7 separate regions of the Homo sapiens genome follow, and all the other regions are linked to region 1. The links are chromatin loops, found by intact Hi-C in ENCODE. Cell type or tissue: endothelial cell of umbilical vein. All regions are shown on one strand. Region 1 holds the start of KLHL4 (kelch like family member 4). Region 2 overlaps KLHL4 (kelch like family member 4). Region 3 has its middle 110 kb from the start of KLHL4. Region 4 has its middle 130 kb from the start of KLHL4. Region 5 overlaps KLHL4 (kelch like family member 4). Region 6 has its middle 180 kb from the start of KLHL4. Region 7 has its middle 83 kb from the start of KLHL4.

What was found. Peaks named below come from ENCODE experiments on the same cell type or tissue, not always from the same donor. Only the 100,000 strongest peaks of a DNase experiment are listed, where the experiment ranks them.
Region 2: a loop joins it to region 1, with 5 times the contacts of the local background. A loop is called at or near these places in 4 of 110 quality-filtered maps.
Region 3: it touches region 1 in a loop (6-fold over the local background); 3 of 110 quality-filtered maps call a loop at or near these places.
Region 4: a loop joins it to region 1, with 7 times the contacts of the local background. A loop is called at or near these places in 3 of 110 quality-filtered maps.
Region 5: it touches region 1 in a loop (5-fold over the local background); 6 of 110 quality-filtered maps call a loop at or near these places.
Region 6: a loop joins it to region 1, with 6 times the contacts of the local background. A loop is called at or near these places in 3 of 110 quality-filtered maps.
Region 7: it touches region 1 in a loop (4-fold over the local background); 2 of 110 quality-filtered maps call a loop at or near these places.

The regions. Positions count from the first base shown.
Region 1 is chrX:87,515,857-87,519,856 of GRCh38, reverse strand. It overlaps KLHL4 (kelch like family member 4), which reads right to left and starts at 2,055. Exons shown (of 11, transcript NM_019117.5): 1 at 1,542-2,055. The coding sequence starts at 1,963. RefSeq lists enhancers at 1,324-2,099, 2,100-2,875. In endothelial cell of umbilical vein, no CTCF peak of the experiment used is centred here; DNase peaks (open chromatin) are centred at 1,186, 2,136, 3,006 and 3,816; H3K4me3 peaks cover 2,566 bases; H3K27ac peaks cover 4,000 bases.
Region 2 is chrX:87,581,917-87,585,916 of GRCh38, reverse strand. The region is part of intron 1 of KLHL4 (kelch like family member 4); the gene reads right to left. Among named protein-coding and RNA genes, the nearest start is that of KLHL4, 66 kb to the right of the region's middle. In endothelial cell of umbilical vein, a CTCF peak has its summit at 2,065 (motif pointing left); no DNase peak of the experiment used is centred here.
Region 3 is chrX:87,407,628-87,411,627 of GRCh38, reverse strand. No RefSeq gene overlaps it. Among named protein-coding and RNA genes, the nearest start is that of KLHL4, 110 kb to the left of the region's middle. In endothelial cell of umbilical vein, no CTCF peak of the experiment used is centred here; a DNase peak (open chromatin) is centred at 1,977; H3K27ac peaks cover 885 bases.
Region 4 is chrX:87,390,115-87,394,114 of GRCh38, reverse strand. No RefSeq gene overlaps it. Among named protein-coding and RNA genes, the nearest start is that of KLHL4, 130 kb to the left of the region's middle. In endothelial cell of umbilical vein, no CTCF peak of the experiment used is centred here; a DNase peak (open chromatin) is centred at 2,214; H3K27ac peaks cover 835 bases.
Region 5 is chrX:87,662,646-87,666,645 of GRCh38, reverse strand. KLHL4 (kelch like family member 4) reads right to left here. Exons shown (of 11, transcript NM_019117.5): 10 at 1,711-1,882; 11 at 1-171. The coding sequence ends at 112. Among named protein-coding and RNA genes, the nearest start is that of KLHL4, 150 kb to the right of the region's middle. In endothelial cell of umbilical vein, no CTCF peak of the experiment used is centred here; a DNase peak (open chromatin) is centred at 2,085.
Region 6 is chrX:87,336,385-87,340,384 of GRCh38, reverse strand. No RefSeq gene overlaps it. Among named protein-coding and RNA genes, the nearest start is that of KLHL4, 180 kb to the left of the region's middle. In endothelial cell of umbilical vein, no CTCF peak of the experiment used is centred here; a DNase peak (open chromatin) is centred at 1,654.
Region 7 is chrX:87,433,207-87,437,206 of GRCh38, reverse strand. No RefSeq gene overlaps it. Among named protein-coding and RNA genes, the nearest start is that of KLHL4, 83 kb to the left of the region's middle. In endothelial cell of umbilical vein, no CTCF peak of the experiment used is centred here; a DNase peak (open chromatin) is centred at 2,406.

The sequences.
Region 1 (4,000 bases):
CTCAAATAATTTTGTTCCAAAGTTACAGTTGGTAATTTAAATTTCCCTACAGCAGAGTTAAATTCATTTATTAATCTCCAAATTCAGCAGTTTTTTAAAAATTGTTCTTGGTGACGAGAACAAATTTGAAAGCCTGCTGAATTTAAAATTATGGACTCTATATTACTTTGAGAGTCTTATTTGTTGTACCAAATGCAACCTGCAATCCCTACAGTTATATAGCTTTTCCACGAGCAAGCACAAAATATTTAGGAAAATTTCACACATACGTGCTTTATTTCCTGAGAAGTTTATATGACAGACAATCTAACATTATTATTAATGTCATTTCACAAAGTCTTCTGCATGTTTATATTTCAACAAGACTGAGTTCCTATAAAGGCATCATTTTGCTGTAATGTTATTAGGCTGCTTCTTCTTCTGATAAACTGTTTTGAATTTATGAAAGCAAGACACTGTGAGGTTGTTTTATTGGGAAAACTTATATTAAGAAGCAAATCTGCCAGTCCTTCTTCTCTATTTTTAGGTAGAGACATAGTATGCCAGATATCCAGGTTTCCAAATAAATTAGCATGTTGAACTACTATATGATCTAAAATGCATAAAAACACTTATTTTTCTATAGTACTACTGAATATTAATTACATTGCCAATATTATCAACTGTGTCTAAAACACGTTGGGACTATAAAAATGTCTGATAGTGAAAAAGCAAAAAACAAAGAGATAAGGATACACTAGGTTAAGTTATAGTTGACAGTATTAGAGAACAGAATGTAATTTTCTTGCACTCAAACAATACCGGTGGGCATAAAAGTAAAGACAAAATCAAATGTTTTATGAACTATACCCAAACTACACTATATCGTCACTGTTTATTCAATTTTCATTTTATGTAAAAGCTGAAATGCTCCATTTCCCGCTTTAAGATCACATTGCTGTAAGTAGCATCTTATTACCTGCTTTATGTAGAATATTTTCATGCTTGCAAAAACTAGCTATGAAAGTAATACAACTTGAAATGAGTCTCCGAACGCCAAATATTCCATATTGTCACATAAAGATAACACAGTTTTAAGAGTCAATATCGCAACTATGTACTAAGGAAACAGATAAGGATGTGCTGATCAGTCACAGCTTTTATTTTGTTAAAGTTGGCCTAACTCACAATGTCAGAAAGAGTTCTCCGTGATTCATAACACTTGCACAAAGAATTGCATTTAAACATCTGAGCCACGGAGTGTATTTATAGAACATTAGTAATTACAATAAACATCTCTTAGAATTGAAACAGAATTCTTAATGAAAATAGGAGAAGTAAACTCATAACCCACCCCCCAAATTTCCGGTAATTATAAAGACGTATTCATTATTGCTGTTTTCTTTTATAAACTTAGAGGAGACGGTTTCTGAGAGACTCTGATTGGCTGAATACAAACTCAGAGATTATTATGACACTTTCTATTTAAACACTAAACATGAATTGTAGAGGATAAGTTAACTGAAGTTACGGCATTCAGTTATGCGACCAAAAACTCTTACCTTGCTGTAGAATCTTCTATATTGTCATCAGCCATCATCTCCAAATCTTGTGCGCGTTTCTCACAAGCTTCTTTGAATAAATTCTTCTCTGGAACTGATTTAGGAGTATCTTCATTTGCTTGAAAATGTACTATCAGATTATGTTGCTGCAAATTCTGAACGGCTCTCTGATGGGCAGGGGCCGGTCCTGGCACTGGTGCCAGTATATTGTGGTGGACAGGACTGTTGCTTTTCTTCAGTCCGTTTCTGTCCCGAGAGTGGCTCTTCAACCTGCCCTGAACCGGGGTCCCTCTATGCTCATATCCTTCCTGCTGAAGACAGCTTCCAGTGTTGGTGGAACCTTGAAAAGGATGACTAAACCACCTCCAGCGTAGCCTTAGGATCTGTTTCACATCAAACTCTTTCTTGCCAGACACTGACATCGTAGCAGGAGGAAAGACAAAAGCCTTCTCTCACAGAAAGGAAACGGAGCCTTTGTTATCTCTTGTTTTTCTGCCTCTTCTGTAGAACTAACAAAAGCACAAGTGCCGAGAGCAGTCTTTCTTGCTTTCTCTCCCCTCCCCCACTGCCTATGATACACTGTGAATACTTGTAGCCTTCTAGCAGAAGCAGAAGGCTGCAGCTAACAGTGTAGGTGGGAACCCATGCTGACAGGATGATGAGGTCAGACCTTAAACAAGTAAATCAGCTTACCACAGGAAAGCAGCCACCACAACACTCTCCAGCTGTTAGATTTGCAGGCTTGCAGCCCTCCTGCTTGGACTTGCAAATATCTAGCCCTGCTTCTTCAGTATCAAAGTACAGTAGCTGCAGCTGAAACCCAGGCAAGTGAGCCAAAGCGAAGTGTTTAAACTTATTTTCTTCTAGATTCCTTCTACTCACGCCTCCCCTGCTAGATTCATTTCTCAGTAGCCCACTTCTAAAAATGTGCCACTTTGTTCCATGATAATATGCGACAGAGGAATTCATTATAATCTATTTTGAGATTCCTTTTATGGAAACTTTGAAAATGGTTCATTAAGGGAAAGCATCAGTACCCTCATGCGGGTTCGTAATTAGTTTTTACAAAATTAATCTGAAAATGTGAAAGTCTCTATATGAATATTTACCTGAAAACTTGACAGATTTTAGAAACATGTAAGAAAGTATTGGTTACCCATGACCACTCACACAAACACGCCATTTGGGAATGTAGAAATGGTATTTTTAGTCTACATATGGAGGAAGAAAGCAGTGCTTTTCCAAGCTAGTTAGGTTAAAAGAGATGTCTTCTCTCAGTTACCACAGCTTGAAAATGAATAGTTCATTCTGGCTCCATGCCTGGATACAAACCTTCTTATCATGCCTTTTACTTTCACAGGCAGTGTTAAAGGTTTATTTTCTTTGTTCAAAAACCCTTATGAGAGGATGAACAGAGTATGTTTTGAATTAATTCCAAATCATCACACTGTTCAGGAATAACTGTGCCCAAAGTACTTTGAGATCTGAATCATAATCACTACTTTGTACAGATGGACATGTTTACAAAAGACAGTCATGTATCAAGAATGCATTTATCATTGACATTTTGAAATTCAGTTTGTACTTTATCCAGTTCTCATATCATGCATACAGGTGATAAAGGGGAAATTATACTGGTGTATGACTAGAAAGAACACTGAAGTTGTAAGATTTTGCTTTTAGTTTGACTTTATGGTTAATGAACTGTGTGACCTTGGACAAGTCACTTTACTTTTTTGCATCTCAATTTCTTCATATATATTATACGGAGTCTAGACAGATTTCTATGTTTTCAAAAGCACTCAGATGTGATGGATTTAAAAACAACTGAAGAGAGAATAAAATGAATCTAAGTTTTGATAGGCATTTTATCTGTGGTTTTCTTTAAATTCAATTATACCTCTCCCTTTCCCCTCTTGTTTTTGTAGGTGTGATAGTTAATTTATGCATCAACCTGACTGAGCTATGGGATGCCCAGATATTTGGCTAGTCTCGATGTTTCTGTGAGGGTATTTTTTTTTTGGATGAGTTTAACATTTAAATTGATAGACTGAGTAAAGCATATTCTCCTCTCTAATTGGGTGGGGCTCATCCAATCAGTTGAAGGCCTAAATACAACAGAAGGCTGACCTTTCCCTCAATAAGAGAGAATTACTCTTGCCTCACTGCCTTCTATCTGGAACATGGGATTTCTTCCTGCCTTTAGACTTTAACTGAAACACTGCTTCTTCCTGGATTTCAAGTCTGCCAGCATTTGCGCTGGAAATACACCATTGGCTCTCCTCAGTCTCCAGCTTGCCAACTGCAGATCTTGGGACTTGTCAGGCTCCATAATCATGTCATCTAATTCCTTATAATAAATCTGTGTGTGTGTGTGGTGTGTGTGTGTGTGTGTACATATAGAGGAAACAAACTGTAAATATCAGGCAGAATAAATAAAATGTTGTAACAGAAATGTA
Region 2 (4,000 bases), 66 kb before region 1:
ATTTTTCATCTATGTGTGTCTTTATAGGTAAAACTTGTTACTCATAGGCAAAAGATCAATGAGTCTTGTCTTTTTTATTCATTCAGCCAGTCTATGTCTTTTGATTGGATCATTTAGTCCATTTACATTCAATGTTATTATCGATGAGTAAGGGCTTACTCCTGCTAATTTGTTTGTTATTTGTTTTCTGTTTGTTTTGTGGTCATCTCTTCCTTATTTCCTTTCTTCCTGTCTTTCTGTAATCAAGTTAATTTTTCTGGTGATATAATTTTGTTTCTTGTTTTTATTTTTTGTGTATCCATTGTATGTTTTTTGGTTTGAGGTTACTGGGAGGTGTGCAAATACTATCATCTTCTAATCCATTATTTTAATCTAATAACAACACTATTTGCATAAACAAACAAACAAAAAGAAAACTAATAAAAAAAATCTGTTTTAGCTATTACCCCTGCTTTAACATTTTGTTGTTTCTATTTATATCGTATTGTACTATGTCTTGAAAAGTTGTACTTATTATTTTTCGTTTTGTCTTTCTAATTAAGAGTAGTTTACACACCATAGTTAGTGTTATAATATTCTGTGTTTTTCTTTTTACTTAATGTCATTAGTGAGTTTTATACCTTCAGGCAATTATTTATTGATCATTAATGTCTTTATATTTTTTATTGAAGTTCTCCCTTTAGCATTTCTTGTAGGACAGGCCTGGTGTTGATGAAATCCCTCAGCTTTCATTTGTTTGTGAAGGGCTTTATTTCCTTTTCATGTTTGAATAATATTTTCACCAGATATATTATTCTAGAGTAAAAGGTTTTTTTTGTTATTGTTGTTCAGCACTTTAGATATATCATGCCACTCTCTTTTGGCCTGTAAGGCTTCCACTGAAAAGTGTGCTGCCAGATGTATTATAGCTTCATTTAATGTTACTTGTTTCTTTTCTCTTGCTGCTTTTGGTATCTTTCCTTTATCTTAACCTTTGGAAGTTTCATTATTAAATGGCTTGAGGTCGTCATTTTGGGGGTAAATCTACTTGATGTTCTATAACTTTTTTTTTTTTTTTTTGGATACGGATAACTTTTCCTAGGTTTGGGAAGTTCTCTCTTATTATCCCTTTAAATGAACTTGCTACTTCTATCTTTTCCCTACCTTCTCTTTAAGGCCAATAACTTTTAGATTTGCCCTTTTGAGGGTTTTTTCTGGTTTCTGAAGGTGTGCTTCATTGTTTTCTATTCTTTTTTTTTATTTTGTCTTTTCTGACTGTGTATTTTCAAGTAGCTGTCTTCAAACTCACTATTACTATCTTCTGCTAGATCCATCCTGCTCTTAAAAGACTCTGGTGCATTCTCCAGTGGTAAAATTGCACTTTTATGCTCCAGGATTTCTTCCTGATTTTTTCAATTAGTTAATCTCTTTGTTAAATGTATCTGATAGAATTCTGGATTCCTTCTCTGCATTATCTTCAATTTCTTTGTGTTTCCTCAACACAGCTCTTTTGAATTATCTGCCTGAACGGTTACATATCTCTGTTTACCCAGAATTGGTCCCTGGTACCTTATTTCGTTCATTTATTGAGGTCATGTTTCCGTGGATGATGTTGATGCTGGTAGATGTTCTTTGGTGTCTGGGCATTGAAGAGTTGGCTATTTATTGTAGTATTTATTGTCTGGGCTTAGTTATAGATGTGCTTCATGGGAAGGGTTTCCAGATATTCGAAAGGACTTGGGTATTGTGATTTAATCAGTATCTACTTTAGGGGGCACCTCAAGCCCAGTAGAACTGTTGTCCTTTCAGATTCATAGAGGTACTGCCTTGATGGTCTTCAACAAGATCTGGGAGAATTCTCAGATTTACCAGGCAGAGACTTTTGTTCCTTTTCCTTTTGTTCTCCCAAAAATGTAGAGTCTCTCTCTTTTCTGAGCCACCTAAAGCTGGAGGTGAAATGACACAAGCACCATTGTTACCACCACCACTATGTGCTGGGTCACATTTGAAGCCAGCCCAGCACTGGTCCTAGCCCAAGGCAAGCTGTAAAAATTCACTGGCTTAAGAGCCCACTTTGTGCTCTGCCCCCTTGTGGTCATGCTGGTACCTAAGTTGCTATGCAAAGTTCCCTTTACTTTTTCCTCTGCTTTTTTCAAGCAGAAGGAGGTTTGTCCTATGGCCATTACAGCTGGTAATGTGCTGAGTCTTACCTGAAGCCAGAAAGTCTAAGGGCTAACCCAAGGCCGTCAATGTACTACCTGGGTATTGCTTCTGGTTATTTAGGGACCAAAGGCTCTTCAGTTAGCAGATGTGAATACTGCCAGGGCTAGGTCCTTTTCATCAAGGCAATGGGTTTCCTTCTGGCTCAGAGTGTGTCTAGAAATGTCTGGGAGCTAGGGCCTAGAATGTGGGCCTCACAACTCTGACTGATGCCCTATTTTGGTATGGCTGACATGGCATCGAAGATGCAAGACAAAGTCCTCCCCACTCTTCCTTTACTCTTCCTTCTCCTTTCCTAAATCAGAAGGAAGGAGTCTTATTTAGAGCTGCAAGCTGTGCTACGTGGCCTGGGGCCAGGGGAGGGTGATGCTAGCACTCCCATGGCTGCCCCAGTTGGTGTCTCACTATGTCAAATTGAGAGGTGAAGCCAGCTGGACTTCCTGTGTCGAGTGGGGACTTGGAGAACTTTTCTGTCTTACAAGAGGATTGTAAAACACATTAATCAGTGCTCTGTAGCTAGCAAAGGGATTGTAAAATGCACCAATCAGTGCTCTGTAAAAACGCACCAATTAACACCCTGTAGCTAGCAAGAGGATTGTAAAATGCACCAATCAGCACTCTGTAAAAACGCACCAATCATCACTCTGTAGTTAGCAAGGGGATTATAAAATGTACTAATCAGCACTCTGTAAAATGCACCAATCAGCAGGATCCTAAAAGTAGCCAATTGCAGGGAGGATTGAAAAAAACGACACTATGATAGGACAGAAACAGAACATGGGAGGGGACAAATAAGGGAATAAAAGCTGGCCACCCCAGCCAGCAGTGGCTACCCACTCAGGTCCTCTTCCACACTTTGGAAGCTTTGTTCTTCCGCTCTTCACAATAAATCTTGCTGCTGCTCACTATTTGGGTCCGTGCCATCTTTAAGAGCTGTAACACTCACCACGAAGGCCTGCGGCTCCATTCTTGAAGTCAGTGAGACCACAAACCCACTGGAAGGAACCAACTCTGGACACAAAATGATCCCCCCACCAGCCCAAGTCCACTTTATCTTGGCCTAGTTCTGCACTAGATGTTGCCTAAGAGATGTAGTCATCATGCTCTAGACTGCCTTTCAAATTTACTTGGGGACACAGAGTGCTGTAGTTCTTTCGTGGTGAGGTTTCATGAACTCAAATTTGGACTGCTTAGATTGGGATTTCCCTCTGGCTAGGGCTGGTTTAAATGTTCCCTTTCTGAACGGCCATCAGCTGACTTTGTTCTGGTTTTTCTTTCTGCTCTTACAGGACAGCACCAAGTTCTATTCCCCACAATTGCTGTGTTATCCCTACAAAAATACTCAGACAGGCTCGCAGCAACAAGCTGCTGCTGCTGGATGTTGGGGAAGTGGTGGCATCCGCGATTCCAGACTGTTTTTTTCTATCTCTTAGGTGCTTTTTTACAGTGATATAAAGTTAAAACCAGGTACCATGAGTGCTCACCTAATTTTCGTTTCTTATGAAGGTGTTTTTTCTATGTAGATACTTATTAACTTGTTGTCCTTGCAGGGGGGATGATCTATTTTTGTCTGCCTGTCTTACTTCAGAAAGATAGGCTTCAAGCTTTGAGATTCTTTCCTCTACTTGATCTATTCTGTTATTAATACTTGTGATTGCATTGTGAAATTCTTATAGTGTGCTTTTAGCTCTATCAGGTTGGTTATGATCCTCTCTATATTGGCTATTTTGGCTGTCAGCTCATGCACTGTTCTATCATACCTCTTAGCTTCTTTGCATTGAGTTACAACATGCTTCTTTAG
Region 3 (4,000 bases), 110 kb after region 1:
AAGTTATAAAATGATGTTTTGATATACATTTATAGTGAAATAAATACTACAGTTAAGCAAATTTGCATATCCATTTCTTCACACAGTTACTTTTTGTGTGTATGTGGTGAGGTTACCTGAAATAATTTTAATAAACTAATCATACTTTGATGAGTCTAAATAAGAAATTGTACCTTTTACCTTTGACCTCATGTTGTAATAGCAACTTTTTTTTCTAGGTCTCATGTACCAGACGGTTCCACAGATTTTGAACTTGCCAGCCACCACAATCATGTGTGCCAATACTTTAAAATAAATCCCCCCTCCCATATAATATATGTATATATATGACATGGTTTGGCTTTGAGTCTCCCCCCAAATCTCATGTTGAATTGTAATTCTCAATGTTGGGGGTAGGGACCTGGTGGGAGGTGATTGCATTATTGGGGTGGATTTTCCTCTTGGTGTTCCCATGATAGTGAGTGAATTTTCATGAGATAGGATGGTTTAAAAGTGTTTGGAAGTTCCCCTTTTGCTCACTCTCTCTTGTGCCACCATTTGAAGATGCGTTTGCTTCCCCTTTCCCCTTTTGCCATGATTCTAAGTTTCCTGAGGACCCCCAGCCATGCTTCCTGTATAGCCCGCAGAACTGTGAGTCAATTAAACCTCTTTTCTTCATAAATTACCTGTCTCAGGTAGTTTTTTATAGTAGTAGTGTGAGAATGGACTAATACAGAAAATTGGTACCAGAGAGGTGGGGCATTGCTATAAAAAATACCTGAAAATGTGGAAGAGATTTTGGAACTGGGTAACTGGGAGAGGCTGGAACAGCTTGGGGAGCTCAGAAAACAGAAAGATGAGGGAAGTTTTGGAACTTCTTAGAAACTTGTTGGATGGTTGTGACTGAACTGCTGATAGTGTCTTGATATGATTTGACTCTGTGTTCCCACCCAAATCTCATCTTGATTTGTACTCCCATAATTCCCACATGTTGTGGGAGGGATCCGGTGGGAGATAATTTGAATTATGGGAGCAGTTTCTCTCATACTATTCTCATGGTAGTGAATAAGTCTCATGAGATCTGATGGTTTTATCAGGGCTTTCTGCTTTTGCATATTCCTCATTTTCTCTTGCTATCACCATGTGAGAAGTGCCTTTCGCCTCCCGCTGTGATTTTGGCCTCCCCAGCCATGTGGAACTGTAAGTCCAATTAAACCTCTTTTCTCAGTCTCGTGTATGTGTTTATCAGCAGCGTGAACACGGACTAATACATGTGTAAAATGTGTTTTATCCTGCTGCTGAAGACCTAATACTCTCTCACTGATTGCTATTCTCTTCCAGGTAACTACTTAGAGCAGGGATATTTTACTTATTTTTGAGAGCTATAATCGCTATCATAGTCTGTTGAGTAAATGACTTCTAGTTACTGTTAATAAGTTTTAAAATACATTTAATTTCCCATAAGGGTAAATTAACATGTATTTACTTAGCATTCCTTATGAATTGGACACCGAAATGAGACACAAGGTTGTGTGATATATGGATTTATCATTGTCCCTCTCTTTCTTCACTTTCAAAGCCAAATTAATAAGAAAATCATAAAAGATGTTGTCTCAACCACTTCAACTTTTATTTACTCCTTAATTTTTTGTAGTCTCAGCAATGTAACAAGATGTAACAGTCTCTTGTTGTCTGAGATAACGCCCAGAGTTTTTTCTTCTACCTCCAAGAAAATTAAAGAGTGTGGACACAAAGGTGAGGTTAGAGTGAATGTTTAATAAGTGAAAGAAGAAAGCTCTCTGCCAGCAGAGAGGGGGGCCTGAATGGAGTGCCGCCTATGAGGCTGAGGTCCAGGGATTTTATGGACTGGGAAGGGGAAGGAATGTGCTTAGTCTGCGGGCTGTCTTGGAGAATGTGTAACTTAGCATGGCCCAGGGCCTTGGCCCGGGACCAATCAGGGGCTGAAGTGATGATTCATAGAGGCTGCTAAGCTTGGCCCAGGATCTGTCAGTAGTTGAAGTGAAAGCTTGACCTTGGATCTTGTCCAAGGACCAACCGTGGGTTGAAATGGTGATTCATGGAGGCCGGACACACAGTCAAAAAGGAAAGAACCCACTGTGCCCATGCCCACAAAAGGAGAAGAAACTTTTCTTGGGAACATGCAGACTATACAAAGGCCATAGGCATTTCTATGCCAGGCCTTGTTCACTTATCTGAGTGAACTGGAGGTTTGTGCAAGTTTTTATCCAAATGGTCCTGAGGTTTTTCTATCTGTGCAGCTGTGAGCCTGTCTCTAGGCACAAAACCCTGTGCGAGTTCCCTTATCTGTGCCTGCAGCCTGAATTCTTCCCCAGACTGCTTTGTATGTCATGTGGGGATGAGGCACTGACCCATGGACCGGGGGGTCTCCAGGGACCCTTCCCTTGCTATCTACCTAAGGCAAGCTAACTAACTCCTTTCAAATTCACTGAGATTCAAATTATTCTTGTTATTCCACTGAAACTATTTACTTCAAGTGAAGTAGTGTTAATCCCCATGTTGCTCTCTCTATATATACGTCTTACTTGAACTTCCTGCTTTCCATATCTAGGCATATTAATTAACATATAATAAATTATTTAGCTCAATAATGAAGGCTCTGAATTGGATTATCTGAGTTATTTGGGTTAGTTAAATAAATTGTGACATAAAGTTGAACAGAAATATCTACCTCTTTATAGCCTCCATTTTGAGTATTTTGGGAGTTTTCATAGGATCTCCTTTAGGCTTTATTTATACACCTTAGTTAATAAAAGAAAATAACATTGTGTGAATGTGTGTGTTTACAGTTGTATATCTCATATTGTGCCTAGACTGGTTTGGCAAAGAAATTGTAGGCCAGCCAAAAATGAGTTGGTGGAAAATTGAATTCTAAGTTGCAATAGGCATGTTCTTGCAACTTAAAGCCCATGAAAATAGTATCTTCTTTTTTTGAGATGGAGTCTCTCTCTGTCACCTAGGCTAGAGTGCAGTGGCACGATCTTGGCTCACTGCAACCTCTGCTTCCCTGGGTCAAGCGATTCTCCTGCCTCAGTCTCCTGAGTAGATGGGATTATAGGGGTGTGCCACCAGGCCCGGCGAATTGTTTTGTATTTTTAGTAGAGTCAGGGTTTCATCATGTTGCCCAGTCTGGTCTCGAACTCCTGACCTCAAGTGATCCACCCGCCTTGGCATCCCAAAGTGCTGGAATTACAGGCATGAGCCACTGTACCCAGCCGGAAATAGTATCTTGAAGGGAAGTTTACCTTTGAGTACTATTTGTGAGGAAATTACTTGCATAGGTCAGCAGTTGGTTGCTTTATGGTTTAGGTGCAGTTCTAAACTTCAATAAACTTTTCCCATTATTGCAAGTTTCATGCAATACTCTATGGTAATTTTATTTTGTTCAACAATGAGTTTCACATTTAGAGACTGTAATAACGTAACTTCCTAATTTTTTTAAAAGTTCTTCAGGACAAAAGACAGTATATAATGTGAGCGTGAGATAAGTGGAATAATTTAAAATAGAACTCAAATGTTGTTAAATATATACAGCTAGAAACATTACACATGAACCCTATTGACAAGCATTTTAATGAACAATATTTAAAGCTCTTCTTGCTTTCAAACATACGCAGGAAAAACAGAAGAACAAAGCTGAATGATGTTGTAAATAAAATAAACAGGTATATTGCCTTAACACAACAGTGACAGTAGCACTACGTGAAGAAACAGACAAAATACATATAAAATATAAGATCCCTAAGACATTATAGTCTGGAGATAAGAAAATGGCTTGGATAGTTAATGCTATTAAAACGTAGACAGGGCTTCAGTCTCAGTACCATGGTTATCTTAAACAATACCCTGCCATTACAATGTAATAAAAATTTGCTAGCTTAACAAACTGCTTACTATTCAAAGGCAGAAAAAGAGTGGAATTTGTCATATATATGCAATCAAATGACCTTGGACACTTCTGCATAACTGAAAATATATTAAC
Region 4 (4,000 bases), 130 kb after region 1:
TATTTGTTTTCATTAGTTAAATGCCTGTAATGTAATTGACATCAAAGTGCATGGTAGGGAGGAGTTAAGGGAAAAGGCTTTTTATTCATAATACTGTCTGCCTCCATTTCTGGTTCAGAAGAGCTGTAAAAATATTATTTATGACACTAGATTTTTGCAGATCAAAGTAATAAAATGCAAGTATATTTGTATTAGTTAAAACATAGATAAATATAAGTTAGGATCTGCATACTGCCTAATATGATAAAGATATTAGCAAAAATCTTAATAAATTATAAAATAGATAATAAAAAATGTTAGGTTTCTGTATATGTACACACACACACACACACACACACACACACACACACACAGTCACAGATATGGAACATTTGTTTCAAAGAAAACTGTCAAGGTGGAGAGTCCAGAAAACAGAGAAGATGGGTGAGGAAGATACATAGATAGATGGAAGAGAAAATAACTCTAACCCTGGGCTTGAATTGATAGACAAAGCTCCAAGCTATTGCTTCATGTATCAAACTACATCAAATTGAAGTTATAGAAATTTCAAGCACACCACTTCAAGATATGGCATTTTCACAGAGCCATTCAATGAACTTCTTCCACCTTAGAATGTTGTATATGGTAGCCCTACAATTGTCCTTATGTGCCATGAGCTCTTGAGAAGGGCTGGGGTTTGTTATGTCATCTATGAAAGTTTATTGCTCTTCTAGGGGCAATAGAAATAAGATACAGAGTAGGATGGAGAAAAAATAAACATGCTTTTGAAGAAAACTTACTCTTTTGCCTTTTGTTCTTGATGTATATATAATGTTAGGGCAAATGCTGTTGTTTACAAAGAAAATAAATTAAAACATTTAATTTGAGTTTTAAAAATTCAAACCCCAATATGGGTTGTTTTAATTTGCTATGGGAAAATTTAGTCAAAATAAAATGGTTTCCTCAGCTGCTAAATCCAAAATACTAAAAAAATTCTTAGATCCTTATCTATCAAGTGTCCTAGTTGTATATAGTGACTCAAAAATATTTCTGTAATTCTAGACAGGAGTTATATTAGTTTTTCTTAAAAACATGTATCAAGACTTCTGTTTCCAACAAGATGGAGTAGTTCCATTCTTTCCTCTACTCTTTACAGCTAAAAGCCTCTGAATACAAAACAACAAACGAGCATAGAAATATTAAGAAACAAGGCAAAGAAACCAGGGACATCTGTGTTGATGAATAATATGGTGGTGAGAGTGAGTTCCCTGATTTTCTTATTGCTTTTCATATATCCCACACAGAACACTGCAAAGACCTGCAACCTGGAACCACCAACAAACACAAACAAACAAAAAAGACCAAAAAGAAGCCTGTACTCCCTAACAAAGCAAAACAAAGAAACAAGCAGAAAGGGTGGTCTAACAACAGAAATCCTTTTTGGCATTACCTGCTCTATCTCCCCCATTCTCCTTACTCTTCCCCCCTCCACAGAATACAGGCAGTGCTTTTATTTCTCTGAAAGATGGTATCAGCAGGACAAATTAGAGTGAGCTAATCTCCCATGACACGGCAGAAGTAAAAGGCAGCAATTCAATTCCTGGCCGGGTGGTGTCTGAGGAGGAACCTGATATTCCATTCTCCAGTTACCAGTCTACATCACTGAACACCTGTTAAATTTCTTAGGACCATGTAAGAATTTATATAAATTAGACTAAACTATAAATTATTTGAGGACAGACAATATGTCATTTTTTCAATTACTGTGTACCCATCTGTAGCATAGTGTCTGGTATATAGCAGGCACTCAATATACGTGTTCTTGAATCAATAAATTAATTAACATTTGGTCATCTGTTGTCTGCATTTATTTTAGATGAAAATTCACACAAGTTGTCTAAGAAGCCTGAGCCAGAACATTTGAATTCATTTTAATTTATTATAGAGTCACATAGCTCTAATTGTAAAAAAAAAAAGTTCTGTCATCAAACAGTTATATTATCAAATAAAACTAATCCTCATTATTTCAGCATATGCCTTAACTACCTCAAGCCTTCCCACAGAAGTGTTAGTTCATTGAAAGAATGGTGAGAAAGACTATCATTAGATAACATTACACCATAGACTGGAAAATTCTCATGATACTGTTTTGTTTCCACTATCAACAATTCCCTGTACTCCCATTGTTCTTTTGTAACCAGCTTTGTTATTTCAGGGAACAGGCCATCAAAGGCTAGTTCCCCAACATATATCCGATGGTAGTAAATCTTTGTCTAAAATGTCATTCATAGGTTTAAAATTATTTTTTCCCCTGGCTCTTTAAATATCTTGTCAAATGCTTAATGTTTCCAATGACCCTTCACCAGAGTACTGTAGTCAGGATGACATCAAAAACTGCTGATTATTTCATTTTTTACAAATTGTCTTATTTCCTTTACTAACCCCAGGTTTACAGGAGATCATAAATGTGGTGCCAGGAAGTATCTAGGCTTTATGTAAGACTAAAAGTCTAGTTTTGACTCATGGAATTTGAATGTGCAAAAAAACTTACTTTGAAGAAGCAGTTACACAGAAAATTCCTAGACCAACCATATGAAAAATATAATTACATTTGGAACCTCACTCTAATGCCACCCTCCAATGCCACCCTTCAAATTAATGACTGACACTCATCTTATAATAGAGTTTTCTACTATTTTATAAAATTTAATTCTGTTAGATTTATATATACATATATTTGTGCACATTATATCAAAAACCAATAATATTCAACATAATCCAACTTTCCAAGGAAAATAAAAAGTTTAATTAGATAAAATTAAGATTCTCCCTTAATTTCTCCATATGTATGTTAATCTTTGCAGCATTCAGTATAAATCTCAGTGTTAGAAAAGAATTTGTTTATTTAATACACAGTATCTTTTTCTAACCCTTCTCTCATTCTGTACTGAAATACTGCCAGTGTAATACTTTGGGGAGCAATAAATTTAAAACATTTTATAGTTCTGCTGTAAATGCCATCTTTAGAATCGGGGAGAAGAGGGAAAGTAGACCCTAAAAGAGTGAAAATTGAGGTAGTGCATTTCTCTCCTATCTTCTGACGTACAGTGCTGTCTTCTGGTATGATTTTCTGTTTGTTTCTGGTTTTCACATAAACTAGAAGTACAGGGGAAAAAAGGGTAGTTACAGGAACACAGTACATTGCTGAACTTTATAAAAGTCTATCTATATTCCCAAATGTTAAGGTCAATATCAAATATTTGGCTAGCACACTGTTATCTTGTTTCAACGTCAATAGGCATTACAATCAGATACTTTTTCTTTATCTCTAGCTTAAACTTCCAACAAGGAGACACTTTTCTTCCTAGTCTGCCATGAGAGAAAATAAATAATAACATTTTTTGTTCTGCTTCCACTACCATAATTAAAGACTGTATTATCTTTCGATGCTTCTCTAGGTCAACAGATTTAAATGCTTGTAATCTCTAATCTTGTAGATTATTTCTCAATTTTGACCTTATATTTAGTTTTTCTTGATGTCCTTATAGTCTCTGCATTTTAATAGCATGCACATACTCTGAATATTTTACTGTCTCTCTTGTTAAGGAAAAATATTTTATCTATTAAAAACTCATTCAGGCATGACACATTTTAACTTTTCTAAATTTATTATAGAAATATAAATGTTGCTTTTAAGCAGTGGCATTAAATGTCCATTTTTCTGCTTTCATATACAGCTTCTTAATATTTACAACTGTTGTAATAATTTAACCAATTTTATTATTTATTTTTCACTTACTTCCAATAAAAACCATTTGACAAACTTGGCTAAATTTACCCACTTTATTGAATAATTAACAGTTCAAATTCAGACACTGTTTTAAGCATTAAGCCAAGTGAAAACAACATGCATTTTCAGATTTTTAAAAATATGAGTTCCCTCTCAAAGAAGTTTTAAATTGTATGCATTTTACAGTTAAAGGTTGTCAATTTTTTTAGGTCAGTCTTGATGTCTTTAATA
Region 5 (4,000 bases), 150 kb before region 1:
CCAGTCTGATTATTAATTGCAGGAAAAAGAACATGTATTTCTTTCTCCCTTTGTCCTACTCAGTTTCTTGAAATTATCTAGTTTCATTCCATTTGATAAAGATAGATAGCTTTAGGGTAGCTTCACCACTACAACACATGCACCAGCTCTTCCAATGTTAACAGGAACTTCCTAAAACACAAAATAAGAAACAAAACACTGTTGGAACTCTGATTTCAGCATAATATAAAATATTATATTCAATATAGTTGAAGAAGTCCTTACTTAATTTGGTCTAACATCACCTTGTCTAAAGATGAGATAATCTGCAGCCTAGAAAACAGTGTAGTGTGCTGGAAAAAACATAGCCTTTAGAATGGTAAAAACCTGAGTTTGAGGATCAGGTGATCTTAAGTAAATTTCATCTCTCTGATAATATTCTCACTTGAAAAATTACACCAAATTATACTAACACGTCAAGGTTTTTGTGATGATTGAGTGAAATAATGAATGACAATTTGCACTTAGTAGTTATAATCCCACCATCTGTTAGTTCTCTTTCACTCTTTTCAAGATCACACGATGAAACAGTGACACAGCCAAAAATATAATCCAGGACTCTTAGCTACTTGTCTACAATCTTCAGAAAAATAAATCCCGTAAGCTGGTCAAACATCTTGATTATTGTATTTGTCCTAACACCTTGCATGATATTTTTTTTCCTTCGATTTCTGGTTGGTCCTAAGCATTGACAAAACAGCAGCTACCTACATTGTAGCATTTGAGGGTTTCTGAGTCTTAATGAATCAGATTATTGGAGGAGAGAGATTAAAATCTCATTATCAGCTGTCATTATATTAGCACCAATTTATTTAGAGCAATAGATAGCTGTACCCTGTAGAATATAGAGTAGCATGAAGTCAGTAGAAAGGAAGATGAAGTTAGGTACCAAATACAAGGTTTGCCTTTTTGTGGAGATGGTAAAGAGTTAATCATACTTTATATTTTTTGTTAACTCATCATTTAATTGACAAAGTATTAAATATTTTAGAATAAATCTAGGGCTATCACTGGCAAAGCAGTCAAAAGGGTCAAATTTGCCTTTAACATCTCAAAGATGCCATTTCAATGCTATTTTTTGTACTCTCTTTGAAATTAGTTCTAATAGATGCCCAGCACTTTTGAGAGGTTTTAATTCTGGTCCCTTATTGTTTACTAAATTATTGACTGACTGAAGAATTTAGGAGTATTGCAGTCTACACAGTCTCTATATGGTAAAGATTGAAGGCTTGTCTCCTAGGTGCCAGCCAATAAAAAGGGCAGATATTTGCGGAAGAAGATGCTGCCCTTTGGTTCTCAGGTCACAACATATACATAAAAAGTTGGCCATGGTAAAATGCTTTATTTTATTTATTTATTACTGAAGTATTTTATTGGATTCGCTTATTTTCTTTAAAGGGAATGCTTTCATGAAGTCACGAGAATGGTCTGTCCCCTTTTATATAAGATGGGTTATAAGTTGATGGGTCCTGCTATCAACTATCATGTCATATCATATCAACTAGATCAACTTGTAATTCTCTAAGGCATAGATAGAGCACATACTATAAATTTCACTAAAAGATCTTGTTAGGGCCTAGAGAAGAGAATACAACTAATTTCAAAAATATAATTTAATATCTTCTTTTTAAAACCTGAAATATAGTAATTTGAATATTTTAATTCGAATACCTCTTTCCATTCATTTCTCTGTGCATCATATGACTCAACTGTGTTCAAATAAGTATGTCCGTCATATCCTCCAACCACGTAGAGTTTGTCTCCAAGAGGGCACACAGCAACAGCATCTCGAGGAACACTCAGAGGTGCCACAGTTGACCATGAATCACCTTTTGGATCATACCTTAAAGGATTTAGAAAGATAATTGGGAGGAAAAGTCCAATAGAGTTACAACTGAAAATAACAGACATTCTTAAAATGTATACCTATCTGAAACATAGGATTAAAAACACTATACAAATATCAAATGTAGATTGGATAATATTAAGGATATGTACGTGACAAAATTACCTTCAGCCACTAGGTGTCTCTCAAAGCATATTGAAAAAGTTTCCCTTTCCAAGATACCATGCACTTCATTAATCAGTGCTCAGATAAACTTTGAGGAAATTTCACATATTGTGATCCTGGCATTATATAAAAAAGTCTCCTCTCATTTAGTAGTCTGATTGAAGGGCTTTTGTTTTTCTTTTATTATTTATTTGTCGAAGTTATACATAAGATGCCTGATCCATTTTATATGAGAACTCATATTTTAAAGTAAACCTGAATATAATTGCCTTTCTATTTTTGCTGTATGAAATGTAGTACTTTGGTTTTAATACTATTTGCAGATAGAATGGTCATAGACTTATCCTGTGTTTTTCCCTGCTGAGAGTTCTTATTTATCTTCAGTGGAGTCAAGGTTTATTGTTTTCTATTTTAATCTGAAGTTAACTCCTTATCCCCAAACCTCTTTAGTAAGCAAAATGAAAAATAATTCAGTAAGTAATATTAACATATTTTCTAGAAATTCTTTCCTAACCTTTGAAGCTTATTTTTAAAAATATATAACACTAAAATCTAAAAGGTGAACAATGAAGAAAACTCATAAAATTACACACAAAAATGCTCCCTGACTTTATATTGGCCTATTTGTAAAAGCCTAATGAAATATATTTATTTTACAAAGAAGATTTTCATTTATCACTTTCCACTGATATATTTGTATTACCCCCTCTGACCACTGTTTGTATCTCTTTAATGATATTCTAAATCATCTGATTTCAGTTTCCATCTGAAATTGCTCTCACATCTACAATTTTAAAAATATTATCTGAAATCAGCAATAACTCAGACAACTTAAATTCTATATCATTGAGTGTCATGTAGCATATCACTTTAAATTCAGATGTTATGGTAAAAGTCAGAGCCAGAAAATTCATAGCTGCATGCTCTGGCTAAGCCAAATCTTCAAAACAATTGCTATTGTTAATTGATGCTTCACTCAGCTGACAGTCAGGGTACACACACAGATGAATCATGAACCAAAACTCATAGAAGGATTTCCTCATAAATTTGCATCCAAAGACCCAAGACTTTTCTGCATGGGCATAGTACTAATGCTCAAAATCTGGCTAACATTATTATTATCTGGATACTGCTTGATTAAGAAGAGGAGTTTGGGGAATGTTGACTCTTTTGAAGAAAAACTAATTGGTAATATGGTTATCATCTGTAAAGATACACAGGAGCAGTTATAAAAGACAAAAGTAGTCACCGCATATTCAAATTAAAATAGCATTACTTCTCTTTCTTGTTTCTCTTTTGCTTTTCTGTCTCCCCTTACTTTGAATGTAAGTATGTATATTCTAGTGGAAATGAAATTGAGCCTGAAGTCAAGAGAATGAGTCATGGTCTTATTTTCCCACATAGAGTAACTAGGAATCATTTGCTTGATTTATTTGCCTCAATTTTCTCATTAACATTATAGTAATAGTGATCCCTGACCCAACCAATGTGATGGTTTTAGAAGACTTTAATTTGAATTATTATCATAAGTAATTGGGTATGCCAAAAGTGTTTTAGCAAAAAAAAAAAAAAAGCATCAGAAAAATTGTTCAAGACATGGAAATGAGGATTATCTGATTCCGTAGAGGGTGGATGGACCTTTAAGTGGCTTTTTTTTTTTTTTTTTGAGACGGAGTCTCGCTCTGTCTCCCAGGCTGGAGTGCAGTGGCGCGATCTGGGCTCACTACAAGCTCCGCCTCCTGGGTTCACGCCATTCTCCTGCCTCAGCCTCCCAAGTAGCTGGGACTACAGGCGCCCGCCACCACGACCGGCTAATTTTTTTGTATTTTTAGTAGAGACGGGGTTTCACCGTGTTAGCCAGGATGGTCTGGATCTCCTGACCTCGTGATCCGCCCGCCTCAGCCTCCCAAAGTGCTGGGATTATAGGTGTGAGCCACTGCGCCCAGCCCC
Region 6 (4,000 bases), 180 kb after region 1:
ATCCAACAATATAAACCGAAGTAGACCAAAAATAGTCTAAGAGAAACTGACTTGAGATGTTGCAGTAGTCATAGTTGATGCCACTCAAAACTATTAGTCTAAACCAATCATAGTAATAAAATCTTATTTATTTTGCCAGTAATAAGTTTAGAAATCGGCATGTGGCCCAAAACTTGTCAATGTGATATGCAAACACTGCGGAGTTCCTTCTCAGGAAAGTCAGCATGACACTACAAAAAGACATACTTTTCTTCTTTTGGAGGTCACCATGTCAGAAGTTGACACCTTGAGCTATTTCAATCCTATTGTTAGAAGCCTGAGGGTAAATTCAATATATGAAAAAACTGCAGATTGTAAAGAATCACAGAGAAATGGAGCCAGAGCCTTGAGGCCACCCTGACTCCTTACTTTTGTAGCTTAGTAAATTTCATTGTTATTTAAGTCATTCTGAATTGGGTTGCTGTTTTATGGACCAAAAGCACCCTAAATGATACAAAGTAAAAGTAAGTAAAAGATTAGATAATAGAACATAGGAGACTTAAGGGATAAATTCCCCCCAAAATTTACAGTCTGAAGAGGTCTAAATGTATTTATAGATGAAGTTGAAGAATTGATTGAAATGAAGAAAACAAAGATAAAATAGTATAAAAGAGAGAAGCAAAACTAGAGGAGATAAGGTCATGAAAGAGACAATCTTCTTAATTTTGCCCCTTTTTTATCCCCACTTTCAGAAGTACCTGAAAGTAACAATTCTTAGGATCAGGAGAACAATGAGCACAATGTAAAGTCCATTAGGACAGAGAGGTTTTTTTCTTTAAATTAACAGGCATGTACCTAGAACCTAGAACATAGGTGCCTGAAACACAATTAGTCAATCAACACTTATTTGCTAAGTTAAAGAAATGATGTCCAAAGACTGGGTGGTGACAGTCATCAAAGCTGAAAATGATAATTCTTGCATCTGTTGTCTAAATCAAAAGTGAGAAGACATAATTTGATTTCATAAATTCCTGTTAACTGGCTATGTTATAAAACATCTTTCTGGTGGAAGTACAACTCTGCAACAGAGTAATTGCTAGATTTTATTCATTCATACAATTTCTATTGAAAAAAGTCACAAAGAAGCTATTAATTAAAAATAATAAAGTAATGGAACCAATGTCCAAAACATGTAAAGTTTTAATTTAAAACTTCTATTTTATGTGTGTTTTTTAAATTAAAACAAAGAAGCTGTTAAAATTTGAATGATGATATTGAGAAAGACAAAAGGTTTACATGTGTAATGTATTATCAAATGCTGCTATTTAATTTGGGACGGTTAATAAGAGGAAAATAAGACATAAATAGTACAGAATATTAGGAGGCAAAACAACAAAGATGGTGAACATGGGACTTAATATATGTTATATCTGAACAGCATAATTAAAAGAGCTAAATTTTTATACCCAAGTTCCAATAATGTTACTGATCCATAGCTAAAAAGTTCCAAGGGTTAATTTAATGTATATTTTGAAAAGTTAGGCATTATTGGCCATAGACCATATTAAGTGCATTACAAATTTTAATAAAATGCATTGTTTTTGTCACTGTAGTATAATAGTGGCAGTTGAGTGTGAAGAAATAGATTCCTTCTTCCTCTTTTGTTTTCAGTGCTGCTTTGTTAATTTTTAACTCAAGATGTCCCTCTGCTGGAGTACTGGATTATTGATATGTAAACTAATTCTTTGTACAGGGCATGCTCAGATTTTGAGAATGAATTATCTAAAATGTTTCTGCTGCTTTGTAATAAACTAACCATGTTACACTTGAAGTGTGATAATTAAAATATACATATTAATATTTCTATAAATTACTTACAGAATTTCTGTTAAAAACTATTTCCCACACCAGTCCATTTTCCAAGTGCAAATCTAAGTTCCATCCCTGCTACCCTCACTCTCAACAATAACTTCTCTTTTACATATAATCTGATTGATATAATCTTCCTAATCTACTTATTTTCTTCATACCAATTCATACAATATTTCCCTTTTGTGTTTGACTTATTTTACTTAGCATAATATTTTCAAAAGTCATCCATGTTGTAATATGCATCAGAATTTTATTTCACTTTAAGGCTAAAGAATAGTTCATTAGATGTATATAGCACATATTGATAATTCATTCATACATATATAGACATATGGGTTATTTTCACTTTTTGGCAATAGCAAAAAAAAAGTTTCTTTGTTCATTTTATCATAACCCTCTTCTCTGTTCTATTCCTATATTCTAAATTCCAAAGCCATTTCACTCAATTTTTTTCTCATCCCTTTTGGGATATTTCCACATTCATGATTTTTTCTTGCTACTGTATCGGTTGTTATGGTGGTGAAATACACATAACACAAAATTTACCATTTTTAAGCATACAGTTTAGTGGAATTAAGAATATTCGTGTTCTCGTGCAACTATCACTACTATTGATCTCCAAACCTGTTCATCCTTCAAACCTGAAACCCTGTACCCACTGAACAATGATTCCCAATGATCCCCTCCCATGCGACCCTATAACACACTATTTTGTCTCTAAGAATTTGATTACTCTAGGTATCTCACGTGAGATCATACAATATTTTCCCTTTTGTGTCTAACTTATTTTACTTAGCATAATATTTCTGAAAGTCATCCATGTTGTAATACACATCAGAATTTTATTTCATTTTAAGGCTAAAGAGTAGTTCATTAGATGTATATTTCACATATTGATAATTCATTCATATATATATAGACACGTGGGTTATTTCCACTTTTTGGCAATTGCAAATAATAATGCTGTGAACATTCATGTACAAATAGCTGTTCCAGTCCTTCCTTTCAATTCTTTTGGATACATACCTAGAAGTGAAATTTCTGGATATATAGTAGTTCTGGGTTGAATTTTTTCAGTAACCACTAGAGGTCTTCAACAGCTGCTACATCATTTTACATTCTCATCAGCAATGTACTAGGGTTTCAATTTCTACACATCCTTAACAACTTTTTTTTAGATTAGTTTTATTTCATATTGATAATAGCCATTATAATGGGTATAAAGTAATATGTTATTTTCATTTTATTGTCTTAATGACTAATGATGTTGATAATTTTTTATATATTGAATACTTGCATATTTCTTTGGAGAATTGTCTAAGCCTTTTGTCCACTATTCAATTGATTTGTATTCTTTTTCGTTGTTGAGTTGTAGGAGCTCTTTATATATATATTCTAGAAACCAATTCTTTATCAAATATATGACTTGCAAATATTTTCTTTCATTTTATAAGTTGCTTTTTCACTTGTTTGATAGTGTTTCACTATTTGATAGTGTTTCACTTGTTTGATAGCACAAAGAAGTTTTTAATTTTGATGAAGTCCAAAAAAATTATATATATTTTGTTGATGCCTGTGTTTTTGGTGTCACATCTAAAAAAATCACTGTCAAATCTAATGTCATAAAGATTTGCCCCATATTTTCTTATAGGTTTTATATGTTTTATAGTTTTAGCTCATATTATTTTATTTTTTAATTGGCAAATTAAAAATGCATATTTTTAAAAAGACAACATAATATTTTGAAATATGTATACACTGTGGAATGGCTCAGTTGAGTCATATGAGTTGAACATATACATTACCTCACATACCATATTTTTGTGGAGAGAACACTTAAAATCTACTCTCAGAGATTTTCAAAATAAAACATATATCTTTTAACTACAGTCATCATGTTGTACAATAGATCTCTTGAAATTATTTCTCTTATGTAACTGAAGTTTTGTATTATTTGACCAATGTCTCCCCGACCCCTTATACCTCATCCTCTAATAAACACCATTCTATTGTCTACTTCTGTGACTTCAATGTTTTATTTGTTGTTGCTGTTTTTAGATTCTATATACAGGTGCGATTCTTCAGTACTTGTCTTTTTGTGTCAGGCTTCTTTCTCTTAATATAATGTCCTAAGGGTTCATTCACGTCA
Region 7 (4,000 bases), 83 kb after region 1:
ACAGCCAATAACAAAAGTTGGTGACGATGTGCAGAATAGGAAACATTTGTATGCTGTTGGCGGGAATATAAATTATTTTTTTACCAAAATGTTTAATAAGCACTTAGCCTCTGAAACTCAAAATCAGTTCATAACACATCTCGTTTCACTGAAATAAAGGTATACATTTTGCCAGTATTTTAATTAAAACTGTACATAACTCTACATTTCTCTGTTTTCTTGGGCTTTAATTTGAGTTTCTTTCAATGGAGTAATGGTGTCATATGTTATTAATATCCATGCTAAAATATTTATTCTTCCTAGTCCTTTTTCCTATTACCCCTTTTAGTTGATGCAGGCTGCAGGGAGTGCTGATTTATTATTATTTTGGGGCATTATTATTGATGCCCCAAAATATGACCTAGGGTTTCTGGAGAGGAGAAGCATGTCCTCAAGGAAGTATAATCCAATAAGAATAAAAAGTTATATGAGGTTTAGGATCCATTCCCATAAATTTTGGTAGGGTGTTAATATAGAGGCTGATATGAAGTCATCCCTCAAAATAACTTTTCCTCAGACCTTTGGTGAATCATATGACTTTGGCACTGGACGCAATTCTATTATAGTTGGTCACTTTTGCCTCCAAACTACTGTGTTACCCTTAGAAAGTTTCTCTTCTCCCAAGAGGCTTCTGAGGCTGGACTGAATAAATTAAAAGACCAGAGATTAAACACAATAATACATTCACTTAAGAAATAATTGTTAATTGTCTATTTATACCAGACATTGCAGTAAGCACTGGGAACCATCAGTAAATAATACAGACATATTCTATGCCTTTATGAGAAGATGTCCTGGTGGAGAAGGATAGAAAATAAATAAATATTTTCAAATATAATTACAGGTTATAGTAAGTACTCCTCTTTTTTCAACTATGAAGAGAGCAAAGAGGATGTTGTTATAGAAAATAATAGATAAGGGTTACTTTAGAAGAGATGGTTAGGAAAGCCTCACAGAAGTGCTGAAATTTAAGCTGAGACCCAAGAGTCCCAAAAGACACATTTATGCCGTGAAAGGCACCTGCAGAAGGAAAAAAAGAAACATAATATAAAAGTCCCTAAGCAGAAGTGAGCCTGATGTGCTCAAAGAATGGAAAGAAAGCTAGAGCATAGGGAACAAAAGGTGGTGTCGTGTGAAATGAGGCTGGGAAATAAAGAAGATCCACACCAAACAAAGCTTTGTAGATCAGAGTGAGAAGTTTGGATTTCATTTTAATTGCAATGGAAAAACAATTTTTAGATAAACAAATGACCTGATCTTATTTATACTTTAAAATAGATCTCTCTGTTATTTGGAGAATGGATCAGAGAAAGCCAGAAGTAGAAGCATAGAAAGAGGGAGGCCACATAAGAGACTCCTGGGATGGACCAGGCTAGAGATGACAGTGGCTCAGACTATGATAGTGGCAATAGAGATGAAAAGTAATGGCCAGAATTAAGATACATGTTTCAGAGGTACAACCCACAAGACTTGTTGAAGAATGAGGTATGGGCTACAGAGTGAAGGAACCAAAGGAATCAAAGAAGCCTTCTAGGTTTCTGTCTTGATCAACAGGGTGGATGGTGGTCCCATTTACTGTAATGAAAAAAAAAAAGGCAAGCATAGAAGAAAAAATGAAGTATCCTTTTTGGACAAATTGGAGATGCCTATGAATCATCTACACTAGATAAGTAGGTAGTTGCACATACAAATCACACTTAGATAAGTTAGAGCTGGAACTAAGGATTTGGATCTAATAAGCATATAGATACTCTAAACTGAGAGAATGAATGAGATCACCTAGGAGAGGGGCTAGCAACGAACTTGAGTTAGTTTTTTTAGCAATGTCTGTGTCAGTGTGCTTGACATCTGCAGTATTCTGATGATCAGTCTACCATACAGATCAATGTTTTAATTACACTGACCAAAAGTTATTGTCAAAATGTTTCATAAACAGTCCATGCTTATAGTTTAAAAAATAGAAAGATTCACTTACCCAGTTTCATCAATGCAATGCCAATAATCAGTTTCCTTTACTATTTGTTTTGTTTTAGAGTTTTTAAAATAACATTTTATTTTCTTATTTGACTGAATCAATCTATGGTTTTGATGTTCTACCATTATAGCAACACGTATATTTTTATTGTTTATTTTAGCTTAGACCTCTTTAGGATTTAGGCTTTAGTAGGTAAGGAGATCAAATACTAAAAAAGGAAGCTCACTCTCTCTATAATTTAATTTGCAAGTTTTGTGACTAAATGGCCGTATTGAGTCTCCTATTAATTAAACCTGGATACTTACGGAGCCACATGGTAACTAAGATATGCTCATGTCCTTTCCTAAAAAGGTTCCCAGATCTACGCTACCAACAATGGAAGTCACATGTTTCCAGGGGAAGGTCAATATCTTTGGCATTTCCTGCCTGCCATGGTTTGACAGATATTCTCTTCTGTTTTTTGTTTTTAAAAGACGTTTAAAACAAGATCACTTTTCAAATAGCTGGCTTATGCCAGTGAGGTGTCAGGATGAGCTTTTAGAAATGCTGTTTTATATTGATTTATTTATTATTTTGATCATTAAAACTTTTTTTTCTCATTCTGCAGATGTTTTAAGTTTATATTACTTTGTCCATCTCAATGAGTTTTCACATGAGATATGTCGGCATAATGTAATGGAAAGAACAAAGACTTTGGACACAACAGACCCAGTTTTCTGTGAGATCCTAATGTTATCTCCATTGTACAGATGATGAAACTAAAGGACCGAGAAGTTAAGTAACTTATCCAATGTTACATTGCTTGTAAGTGTCACAATCAGGATTTCAATGAAGGAAGTCTGACTCTGGAGTCCATGGTATAAACTGCTAGGCTCTACTGCCGCCAATTTACTCTTGCCCAAAATTACATACCATCTTATCCATCTCAGGAGACAAAATCATAACTTGATCCTACTCTCAGCAAATGCATAATCTCTGTTCCAGTTCTCATTTCACAATATTATTCTGCTTTCCATGACATGGGGAACACATGTATGCAAAATATAATTAGTTTAAATGCTTAGAGTAAAACAGGGGTTACATTAAATAGTCTAACCACTAAAATATGGTGGGAGAGGCTTAGACCCTGGTAGCTTAACTTATCTGCTCTCATGAAATTATCTGAGTAAAACACCACCAAACCAAACTGTTAAAGCAACAGCACTAATCAAAGTCAGGTTGCCTTAATGGGGCCAGAAACATAGATATTGAGGGGATAATCGAATGGGCTAGAGAGGGGACTGAGATGGAAACAGGAAATAAAGTCACGATATATACTCTCAGTTTGGTACAGAGCTCTTCATGGCTGTGCTTGCCTGAACTTATCTAAATTCTCCTCCACCGTGCCTTTCAGGAACACAGGTGCACTTCTTCCTGAATCCTAACAGGGAAAGAAAGACAATCGAATGCCCATCTATATATTTCCCCCAGCACCCTTTGCAGGCACACACACACACACACACACACACACACACACACACACACAGTCCTTTAAGAATGTTAAAGGTGTATGATTTTACTGAAAATCTGCTCTGGAAAAAAAATCACAACCACTTAACCAGAGCTTCCTGATTCTCAATGGTTATTTTCATATTTTTTCTTGAATAGTTGCAAACCCTTTGAGACTTTTCTTAATAAATATATGCATTTTCCTAACTTGCTTCATACATCATGATAAAACATAAGCTTCTGATAAACTCAACTCCAAAATAAATACTGTACAGGTCAAAATAAATGCCATTCAAAACAATAAAAGCAAAAAATAAAGTTTCCATATGCCTTATATCATAAGGTGCTTTCAGATCAGTAAGGAATGTCTGAATCTTTAAACTCTGTGAAATTGCTGACTAATTTGTGTGATAAGAAAATATTATAATGTCTATAAATAGTATTTACCTTAACCTATATACAATTTAAATGTTGATTCTTTATTCATTTATAAATATT